Regions from separate parts of the Mus musculus genome. Here region 2 is linked to region 1. The links are chromatin loops, found by intact Hi-C in ENCODE. Cell type or tissue: left cerebral cortex. All regions are shown on one strand.

Evidence for each region. Hi-C counts contacts between places; a loop is a spot of excess contacts. Peaks named below come from ENCODE experiments on the same cell type or tissue, not always from the same donor. Only the 100,000 strongest peaks of a DNase experiment are listed, where the experiment ranks them.
Region 2: it touches region 1 in a loop (2.8-fold over the local background); 10 of 42 quality-filtered maps call a loop at or near these places.

What each region holds. Positions count from the first base shown.
Region 1 is chr6:114,401,260-114,403,759 of GRCm38, forward strand. All of the region lies in intron 1 of Hrh1 (histamine receptor H1), which reads left to right. Among named protein-coding and RNA genes, the nearest start is that of Hrh1, 4.6 kb to the left of the region's middle. In left cerebral cortex, CTCF peaks have their summits at 36 and 1,109; a DNase peak (open chromatin) is centred at 12; H3K27ac peaks cover 1,486 bases.
Region 2 is chr6:114,696,566-114,699,065 of GRCm38, forward strand. It overlaps Atg7 (autophagy related 7), which reads left to right. Exons shown (of 19, transcript NM_028835.5): 9 at 466-587. Among named protein-coding and RNA genes, the nearest start is that of Gm52917, 37 kb to the right of the region's middle. In left cerebral cortex, CTCF peaks have their summits at 1,553 (motif pointing left) and 2,279 (motif pointing left); DNase peaks (open chromatin) are centred at 673, 1,555 and 2,232.

The DNA.
Region 1 (2,500 bases):
GCCTTTTGTGTGCATTCATCAATCCCTTAGTAATTCTCCAATGATCCTGCAGGAGGATCACATGGACCGAAGAAGCTAACAGCTCTCACTTGCTTTCATGGCAAGGGCCCTTGCACCTTGTTTCAGCTAGAAGAATGTGCTAGCAACCACTGTGTCGTTAAAGAGGATGGAGTGGGAGAGGAAGATGAAGGCAACTCCAGAGATGAGTTGAAAGTGTAGCCACTGGCGTCAACTGGAGTTGAGTTTGGATGTGGGGGTCTGCCAGTTCATCTGTGAGGTTTGGATGGGTTTCCAACTAGAGGATGACTCTGTAGAGCAGGGACGGTGTCTTTCTTACGAAAGGCAGTTATGGATGCCTAATGGAGAACTGAGCCTTGGCTTTTTCTTCTGTAGAATGGAGCCGGATAGCACACACCTCCCCTAGGGTTTGCTGTGAGAACTAATTGATGAAATGTTATGACCAGAGTAAAGGACTCAGTGATGCCTTTGGAGAGAGAGACAGATAGTGGAAGGATACTGTTGTCCAGCCTAAGAAATAGAATGTTATTCTCTTACCCACAGTCTACAAAGAAGCAATAGTACAAGCCAGAAGAATGCCCTGTATTTAGACAACACTCTACAAGAGTGTTTTAGTATTTGTTTCCTCCTAACAGGGAGGCAGGAATACCTGTTCTTACTTTCAGGGGAGGAAACTAAGGTTCAAAAGGAGTGATGGAACAGTGTGGATGCTTGTAGCGATTTCTACAAACAAGATAAATACACACCAGAGTCTAAAAGCAGTGTGAGATGGAACCTCAGGTCCTTCTGTGCTGTGGCTGGCAGCGGTGGAGTCAAACAACAGAGGGATGCTAGGCAACAGGGTCCCCAGCATCCCTGCTTCTGCCTTCGATGGGTCTCTGGGTGGGTTGCTGTCATTGAGTTGCTTCCTACAGGAATCCCTGCTCCTCCCATGTTGATACCTTGCTGTGATTCAGGGCTTTCTAGACCTTCCATCCAAGGCTACCTAGGTCTCCCCAGATCACTGCCCCTGGTGGAAGACCAGAGTTTACTGAGTTTAGAGTTTACTCTGATTTCCAAGTCCCCGTTGTTATTGTCAAGCTCCTTGTTGCCCTCTAGAGGGTGGAATGTGTAGTGTTAAGTCTTTCATGAACATTGTACCTCTTTTCATTGTAGGGTTTCTGTAACTATGTTGTTAGAGCTCTGTAACTATTTTAAGAGAATGAATTCATAATAATATATCTCCTCTCTGTCTCTGTTTCTGTCCCTCTCTGTCTCTGTCCACATCTATCTGTCCGTCTGTCTGTCTCTGTCTCTCCCCCCTTTCCCCTCCCCATCTCCTCTCTCTGATTTTATATATATATATTTAAACAGGGTTTCTCTATGCAGTTCTGCCTGTCCTGTAACTCACTCTATAGACCAGACTGGTCTCAACTCAGTAATCTACCTGCCTCTGCCTCCTAAGTACTGGGATTAAAGGCATATGTCTCCATCAGCTAGGCTCTTAATTTTCTCTTGATGAATACATCTTTTGTTAGACATGTTCCCAGGTACTTGATAGCTTGAGGCTGCTGTATCTGTTAGGCGTTTATATCTTTTAAATTAAAGTTCTGTTGGTTTCTTGTTATTGCAGGAAGCACATTTGCATTTTGCAAAATTGATTTTGCAGCCAGAAATATTGGCTATCCCTCTTACTAATTAAACACTGTCTTAGTAGATTCGTTAGAAAGCATGGTGTGTACAGTGATCAGAGATACAATGAGCAACTCCATCCCTTTCTAATTCTCCTGTTCGTCCTAAGTCCTCAGGATGATGAATTAAAGAGTCCTATGGGCACTGAGCCTTTTGCCAGGCCTGTGTAGGAGCTGTTCTAATTTGCAGGTTAAGTATGGTTTGACTCTAGGTTTGTGGTAAATCACTGTCAGGTTGAAGAAGTCCCTTACATTCCCAATGTCTGGTTTTCTGGGGTTTTCTTTTCTTCTTAGTCATAAATGGAAGTAGACTTTTACAGATGCTTTTCCTATGTCAGCCTGACCATGTGATCTTTCTCCCCCGCCATTTTAACTTGATAAATGACCCCGATTTTTGCTTCTTTGGCATAGACCTACCTCTCATCATCCTGCGGCATCTCGACGGCTGATCTTTTACCATAGGACTGTAATGCAAGTTCATGGGTGAAATTCCTGGTGATTTACATATTCAAGCTTATTTATCAGACTTTGGATGGTTTAGCCTTCTTCTGTGCAGGAAGCAGTTGCTGAAGCAGGGAGCTGTTCTTCCTCGGGTCTTTGCCGGAGATCACCAGTGGGGCCACACTGGGTGGACATACACATGGAGGGTGGGGAAGAAAGCCAGCTCAGCCAAATCCCAGAGGAACTTACTAATAGTGAGAGGCTCCGACTGCCTAGCGCAGAAACGGAAAGAGGTTGCCAACCATCCATCCTGAGTGGCATGGGGTGAGCCCAGCCACACACATTGCATGAGGTGTCTGCCAACGCAGGAC
Region 2 (2,500 bases), 300 kb after region 1:
CAAAATAAAGCTAGATAAATATTAACAGACCCCAGAGAGCCTGGTTATGTGGACTCTCAGTCATTCCGGGCACATATGCTACAAGTATAAATACCCTGGGAAGGCCAGCTTCTGGCTGGTGGTAAAGGGCCTTGAGGGTCCCTTGTTAAGCTCTTGGAAGCATCCCACCCTTAGATTTAAAAGCTTCCTTTTCCAGAGCTATCTATCTGTTGTGTGACTGCTATAGGAAATTCACCTGGGGCAGGGGAGGGGGAGTCCAGCTAATGTGGCAGCCAGACTGTAAATGCACAGACAGAGGCTGCCTGCACGGATGTGCCCAAGGTCCCTCTCAGGTTAAAGAGGTCAGACGAGAGTGATTGCATGCCTTGGATTCTCAGCAGCCACTCTAGAAAGCACTTATGCCTGCTCTTTTTCTTCTCCTTTCTTAATCATATGAACTCAATGCAAATCCATCGCGGACAACAGGAGCGGCAGTTTCCAGTCCGTTGAAGTCCTCTGCTTTCGGGACCGCACCATGCAGGGAGCTAGAGACGTGACACATAGCATCATCTTTGAAGTGAAACTTCCAGAAATGGCATTTAGCCCAGGTAATTGGCAAATCTTTGCCAGTGTATGTAATGACGAGTGACCAGAGACCCAGCTTCCTGCCTACAGCCTCACGGTGGCAGAGAAGGCAGAGAAGGCACCGCTCCCACCTGGATGGCAGTGTGAGCACCTGCCTGGCACCGGAGCAGAGGCTGAGCTCTGGCAGCTTCTCTAGCGAGCTTTCTAGTCTGGAGGGTTTCCCAGCCTTGTAACATTTGTTCAGTCTCAATCGACATGAACTCATAATTTATTCATGCCTCTTCCTCAAGGAAGGGTGAAGTTATTGGTTACTTAACATGTTTATTCATTGAGTACTTGAAGGTGTGTGTGCCCCTTTTCTCCATACAGAGTATCAGTCAGCAAAGGCATATCTCTCCTTCCACTTATAGTTTCCCTCAGCCCTGTGTAGCAGGTGTTAGCTTTTATCCACGTTTTATAGATTAGGAAACGGTCTAGGAGGCATTTTATAGACTGTGCTAGATGTATCTGTATGCATGCGAATGTGCATCACGGTGCATATCTATGGCATGCAATGCACTCAAGGTAGAATCCATGCCCAAGCTTGAGGGGTGAAGAAAGTGCCCACCTGTGAAGCATGTGTCCTGTGAGGAGGCCTACAGTGCTACTCACTCGGGCCCCTCTTAAGCTGAGTCCCCTACAGCCATGGGATAGGCATCTCCAGTGCACCTCCAGGTAGACTGTGCAGCCCCTCCTCCTATGGCAGTTCTCTTAGTGCATGGGTGTGCCTTAGTGTGTGCAAATGGGGGGGGGTGTGTGGCAATGCCTCATCTCTTCTAAAGTGCTGAAATCAGAAGGGCTCAAGGTTGCCTGTTTGTTGTTGACTCTGTGCTCCAGCCTGGAGATCTTAAGTACAATAGAAGAGGTGAACAGAGCCGTCTGCTCTGGTCCAGGGAGGAAGCCATCCGGTTCAAAGGCTTTTCGATTAACTTTTAGCTTGGCGCCCTCTTCTGGTGCATCCTGAAATAGCTCCCATGGCACACCCACTTAAGTGAGTTTGTTCCCTTTAAGTTGCAACTCAAAGATGGGGAGGTGGAGTGTCACTAAAAAGTGAAGCCAGGAGGATGCAGCCAGCAGACCCCTACCCCATGCTCCTGATTTTACCCTGAGGACACACTGTCTTACTCTGTCTTCACTGAGCCACTCTGCTCCCCTCTCTGGTGTGGCTCATGCTTCCCCTACCATCCCAGGCCTGTTCGATCCCAAGTGATGAACATCTCCATCTTCTTGGTACTCCATGTTGAAGAGTGGTTGTTCATTTTAGAAGGGATGTTTTCCTCCTGTTTTACATACAGTGTTTCGACTTACCTGCACATAAAGCTCTATGATAAACATTATAAAGACATACTTAGCATCATGATGTGAGTCCAAGGCGTTTCCATAGCCACACGTGACATAACGATATCACACCACATAGCACAATGGTCCCTTAAGAGTCTGTTGCCTAGGGATCTCGTGGCCACTTAATTTGTATAAGTACACTCTGTGGTGTTCTCAGAGCAGGACAGTCAGCAGCCTGTCATTTCTCAGAACTCACCCCTATGATTAAGCAACACGTGGTTCTCCATCCAAGGCATCCCATAGTTGGAACTTCAGTGACGTGGGAAGTGCTAAAGCCTCCATGGCTGGCAGAAAGCTGCTCTGGACACTGGATGAAGCAGGAGTGGCCCCTGCTGGGTGTGGGCTGCAATGCCAGCTTCCCATCCCCACCCTGTGCTTATTCTTAGCATGCTCTTCCTTCATTCGGACTTATATAGAAGCACACGTATAGATTCCTGATCTTCACATGTAGTAGTTTTCATTACTAATAAGCTTACAGTGCATATTGGCTATAGCCAATCAAGCACTTGGGAAGTAGAAGCAGGAGCTCATGGTCCTGAACCATGCAAATGAACGA